2 separate regions of the Homo sapiens genome follow, and region 2 is linked to region 1. The links are chromatin loops, found by intact Hi-C in ENCODE. Cell type or tissue: heart left ventricle. All regions are shown on one strand. Links, peaks and the distances in the headings refer to the core of each region. The heading gives the core; the rest is flanking DNA.

Region 1 (2,918 bases), core at 229-2,728:
TGTGAGGACAGGTGTGGCTAGTTATCATCCCGACGCCTGGTTAAGGCATAATAAAAATCAGATGCTGTTGGCCTCCCATCGGAACAGGGTCCCCAAAATGCTCAGAGCCCTCTTCTCATTGTTTTCATTGTTCCTGCCTCAAAATCTTCTTATCCCAGATCTCTTTTCCTCCAGGTCCTGCTCTCTGCTTTCCTAGCCTGTCTGATAAACCAAGCCTTTTGTTGACATAGCTTCAAAAGGCCAGGGGCCCCAATTCAAATCCTTGTTCTTCCATTTACTACCAGGAAGCCTTAGCCAATTATCTTCCTCTCACCTGACTTCTGCTTCCCACCTGTAAAATGGGAATGGTGACAGCTGCCCTATTGACCAGGTGCCACAGTGTTATTCTAGGGTTCATTTGCAGTTGTAGATGTGGGAGGGCTTAGGAAAACTTTAAAGCGCCATATAAATGATTATCAAGGATCTCAAGAATGTAATGTCTTCATCTCTTTTGCCCAGATAACACTCTACATGTGAATAGGTTGGACCTCAATGCGTTTCAAAGGTAGAATTCTAGAAATATGACAGGGTCAGTGTGAAACACGTTTTTGACAAACCCCAATCTGTCCCAGTAACTGATTAAAGATGCAGTTGGGCTTTGGACTAAAATCCCTATAGACATAGTATTTGATCTAGCCCATTCAGGCTCTGCCCCAAATTTACTGTTAAGAAAAAAAAAAACTATCAAAATAGGAGGTTTCTTTGGAACTTTCTCCCTCTTACGAAAACAGTCCCCAGGCTGGGCACTGTCGGTGCCTCTAAAACAGTCAATATTGTGGCTCAGCCCTGCCCTCCTGTTGAGTAAGGATTGCATCTACCGGATGTCCCTTGCCAGTCTCCTTGATTGCTGGTCTGGTCGGATTCACCTGTGCGGTACCCTGCACTGGCCCAGAATCTTCCAAGAGGAAGCCTTTGTCCTCAGGGCCGACAAGCAGGACAAGGGCTCGCAAGCCAAAAAAAACATTTCCATGGGCCCCCAAGAAATAACATCCAAGTCCAGTTGTGGCTCCAGACTGAATCGAGCAATCAAATCCACATTTGCCCCTGCCCAAAACCTCAGAAATGTTAACATCTTACACGTGTCAAAAGGGTTATTTATGAAACTATTTGCTTGTCAACCCCAGGAGGACATTCTGTACTTTTTCCCTGGAATACTGTATATTTACGAGCCATGGCTCAAAAACTAACTTTGGCAGGAATATTTATCCAAGAAACATTCTATCAACCCCTTGCAAAGCACAGCCTGCGCTCAGTCACTAGCGCGTGGCAGCTGGGCCGGGTCCTGGTACAGAGCTGGTCTATGGCTCACTGTCTCAGGGAATGAATTCCAGATGTGTGCTTCTTCAGGGGTAGGATTGCAATTTCAGATAAGAAGCTTGCTTTTTTTTTTCCTTACTTTTTCATTTTTTTTTTAACTTCCCTTCCCAATCTAGAAGCGTGCTCAAATAATTAGCCTTGATTGTGTGGAGCATGCAGCCTATTTGTCGTCTCCTGCATTAGATATTTGATGTGTTATCACCCTCCTCTCTGACCGCGTAAAGTCCCTCAGTTTGCAGAGCTAAGCTTCTGATGTCCCTGTTTTAGGATCCAGTTGTCTATTGCTAGCATGTGACACATAGAGAATCACTTAGTGGGAGAGCAGAAGGCCTAGTGCCATGTGAATAGGCTCTAGTCTGAGACAGTAAAATACCTGCCAGGAACTGTTGCCATCAGACTTCCCTAGGAACTGGTGTACCTCCAACGTGGCCCTGCCATCAGCTTCATCAGCCAATAGAGTCTTCTGCTGACAGGGGCCCCAAGCCCAGCCATCATCACAGCAGTTTCCTTGCTTTCCCATGAGTTTGGCCAATCAACTTACAATCCATTTTTCTGCTCTCTTCGGGGTTGAAGGGCCCAAGGCAGGAGCAGTCTCTGAGTGTGTGTATGCTGTCCAGTGACAGGTAAAAGGAGACAAGGACATGTATATGGGGACCTAGAGAGACAGAAAGATCAGAGTAGCAGAGAGATCTTGACACTTAGAGACATGACTGTGGGATTGATTCTTATGCAACCTCTGTAACATTTTTCTACAGCTGAGATGCCTATTTATTCTTAAGTCTCCTGAACCTTGATTAAAGACCTATTCCTAAATGTCTTGGTCCACAGCATTTTTAGAGATAAAATAAAATCCCTTTAGCTAATTTTTCTTTACCATGCCATATGGTAGTATACTAAAATATTATTATCATTGTTGCTGTTTATTAAATATTTGGCATTTGGTATACTCTATCTGTGGTTCTTAAAAACTGCAAAGATTTTATCATCCCTAATTTACAGGTTTAAAAATGCCAAGGCAGGGAGAGGTTATGCAGTTTTCCAACAGTCACAAAGATGATTGTAAGGGAGCTGGTATTTGAACCCAGAATTTACTGGTTCTTTCACGTGACAGAAGAGAAAAGAACTAAGAAGTTGAAGGAAGGAAAGGGGGTGAAAGTTGAAGTATAAAATAGAACCATCAACTCTTGAGAGTTTGATATTGTCTTCCCTGAGCTGCCCTTCCAGCCTCAGTCGACCTTCCCGAGTGAGGCACGCCATCTGAAGGTCATGTCCCTGTAAGGAGGCTCCAGTGTGCACATCCAAGAGGGCTGAGGGCGGGAGGTCTCTGTGGGGGAGGCTTCCATGTCCTCCTTAGGCTTTTTGGCAGTGGAGACACCAGCAGATCCAGCAGGGGGTTATTTGGGGCCAAGTCAAGAATCTAAAATTCCTGAAAGCTTCTGGGGCTGGTCACTGGGACTCAAACTCCCCTGAAGACCTCTCCTAACCAAGATCAGGGCACAGAACCAAGTTGTCTCTGTACTCATTCCCCTCCCGCCCAAAGCAGACACCTTCTTGGCAGGGAG
Region 2 (2,918 bases), core at 307-2,806, 120 kb after region 1:
GGCCACATTCACTCAGCTCCATTCACACCCAGACAGGCTCTCTTACTGTGGCTGCATAGCAACCAGAACACCTCCAGACCTGGCTCCAAACCTCACATCCCCTCATCTTCAAATCCCATGTCTTAAGAGCACCTGGGTACTCCTTGGCTCTGATTGGGTCAGGAGTCCTCCCCTAGAGCTGGAGGGGAGGGTCCGCCTGGGCCCGACAGGTGGAAGACTCAGGGCACAGCTTCCGTTACAAAGGGAGGCTAAAAGTAGGCTGGGGTCCAAACAAAAGTCACCTGACCTGTACACACACACACCTGTATGTGTGTGTGCACGTGCATGTATGCGTGTGTGTGTGTAAATACTAGAAAGCATTTGCCGAAATGTTAACAACGATGTTCTCTTGATAGTGAAATGAGACTGATTTTCTTTTCATTTTGTATGTCTTTCCATAGTTTTGCAATGAGCACAATTTACCTTAATAATTTTTAAAAAGCTGCTTGCATTTGTTTAGTATTTGAACAATGAAAATAGCATACAGTTATTTTTAAGACTATGGGTCTGGACATTAGAGACCTCAGTTCTGGTTCTGGCTCTGAGTGACCATGGTCAAGTAACTTGCCTGGCCTCAGTTTCCCCACCTGGGAAATGAGGAAAGGGCTACACAACTTCTACAGTCCCTTCCAGCTCTGATTCTAAATGCCTCTCTCCTATGAAGGCACAGCACATGAAAAAGTGTGGATAAGCTAGGTTCTAGGAGACCTGCTTTAATTCAAGGAAAGTAGTTGTTCCCAAAAAGAAATTAATCCTGAATGCAAATGGGTACATTTGTGGAACTGAAAAAGTTTCCTCACAAATCGTGTGTGCTTCCCAGAACCTTAATGGAAGGCACCTCCTCAATGGAGACCAGGTGGCCTACTCCAGCCCAGAAAAATCTCTCCCTCCCTTAGACGGAAGAAGGATTAGCATTACTGAGTGAGCCTACTATGTGTCAGGCCCACTCCAAAGTGCATTATACACATTGTCTAATTTAAATTCATAGCACTTGTGATCATCAGTTGTTTGGCAAGTAACAAGATACTGAAGTCTCCTGAAGTGTTGTTTAACTGCCACACCATTATTGAATGTGAGTCCATGACTCTCTTCCCATAAAGAGCCTTGGGAGAAAGAAATACTTTTAATTCATCCTTGTATGAACTTCAGACCCTAACACAGTGCTCAATAAATATCTGCTAATCACTAGAATCTTCCTCCTATCATCAGTGTTTGATGGGCTCCATAGAGTCAAGAATTTGACCAGCTCATTGGAGCACACAGCTTTAGTTAAGAAAGTGATGATCTTAGTTAAAACTGAAAGGAGAGGAAGAGGAGCCAACAGATCAAGTCACTATCCAGCGTTAGCAGGAACCTATCTCTTTGAAGAGTTCATAACATGCACCAGGCCTGTAGGAAATAGGACATTGGTAGAATTTGAGAACAAAAGGTTAGAAAAGGTCAGATTTGGGGGTTGCTGGAAGCAACAGGAGACCATTGGGATCTTGGGGAGGGGTTATAGTTGAAAGGAAGAGAGGGTTGCAGAGAGGAGAATAGGTTTCTAACACAAAATTCACTACAGAAATAGAAAAATTGTGATAGACACATAGACAATCCAACAAAGCAAGCCTCCTCCTACACAATTTTGCATGCTGGAAGCTGAGGTTGCAGGAATGCAATGGGCATTTGGAATCAAAAAGGCTGGGCCAGAAACAAGAATGATAACTTTAAAATGTCTAAAAAGAGAATGCCATTGAAAGACAAAAGTTTCACAAATACTGCTTTATTTTGACTTTCAGTTAAGGCTGAGATCAAACTGTCCTTTTCATTCATTCATTCACTCACTCATCTAATAAATATTTACTGAGCACTTACTAACCATTAGACAATGCACTAGTCCCTTGGAGGAACAAAAAGAAACACTGCCCTGCTCTCATTGAGCCTGAAGCCTAGGGAGAGAGACAGAGTGTGATCAAAGAGTCATATGCAGAAGTATGTAACCACAAACCATAGCAAATGCTATAAAAGAGAGAGAGGTGATTTTCTGGGTGTGGAAAACAAAGGAACCTTGCCTAGACTGAGTGGGGAGGGGCAGGACAGTCTTCCCTGAGGAAATGACCCTGAGCTGAGGTGTGATGAATGGAGACACTAGGCAAGAATAAACTACAGCAAGTGAAAGTCAATGCCATTTTTTTTTTTTTGAGTCAGAGTCTTGCTCTGTCACCCAGACTGGAGTGCAGAGGTGCAATCTTGGCTCACTGCAACTTCCGCCTCCCAGGTTCAAGCAGTTCTCCTGTCAGCCTCCCAAATAGCTGGGATTACAGGCACACAGCACCACACCAGGCTAATTTTTGTATTTTTAGTAGAGATAGGGTTTCGCCACATTGGCTAGGCTGGTCTTGAACTCCTGACCTCAGGTGATCTGCCAGCCTCAGCCTTACAAAGTGCTGGGATTACAGGGGTAAGCCACCGCACCAACCACAATGCCATTTTTAATGAGCCCAGTGGAGGCAAGACTGGCCAGACTGGCAATCAGAAAACCTGGGTTTAAGACCTGCATCCTATAAGAATCCTCTCTATGAGACATTCAACCAAGTTAAGAACCCTCTCTATAGACATTCAACCAAGTTATGCATATAAGAACCCTCTCTATGAGACATTCAACCAAGTTATGTGTATAAGAACCCTCTATATGAAACATTCAACCATTTTACAGATGACCTCCATTGGATCATCTGTAAAAGTGGGGATGTTGGACCAAAATAATGTTTCTCAAAATGTAGTCTTCTGCAATCAAATCATTGGGTTACTTACAAAAATATAAATTCCTGAACCCCATTTCAAACCTGCTGAATTAGGATATCTAAGGCTGAAGCCCAGGAATCTGCATCTTAAGGCTT

Evidence for each region. A loop is a pair of places that touch in the nucleus more often than their neighbours do. Peaks named below come from ENCODE experiments on the same cell type or tissue, not always from the same donor. Only the 100,000 strongest peaks of a DNase experiment are listed, where the experiment ranks them.
Region 2: it touches region 1 in a loop (2.1-fold over the local background); 27 of 110 quality-filtered maps call a loop at or near these places.

Annotation. Positions count from the first base shown.
Region 1 is chr5:159,786,236-159,789,153 of GRCh38, forward strand. All of the region lies in intron 2 of LINC01847 (long intergenic non-protein coding RNA 1847), which reads right to left. Among named protein-coding and RNA genes, the nearest start is that of LINC01847, 84 kb to the right of the region's middle. In heart left ventricle, for the core only: no CTCF peak of the experiment used is centred there; DNase peaks (open chromatin) are centred at 1,306 and 2,686; H3K27ac peaks cover 1,576 bases.
Region 2 is chr5:159,903,656-159,906,573 of GRCh38, forward strand. It overlaps a transcript of ADRA1B not described here. Among named protein-coding and RNA genes, the nearest start is that of ADRA1B, 11 kb to the right of the region's middle. In heart left ventricle, for the core only: no CTCF peak of the experiment used is centred there; no DNase peak of the experiment used is centred there.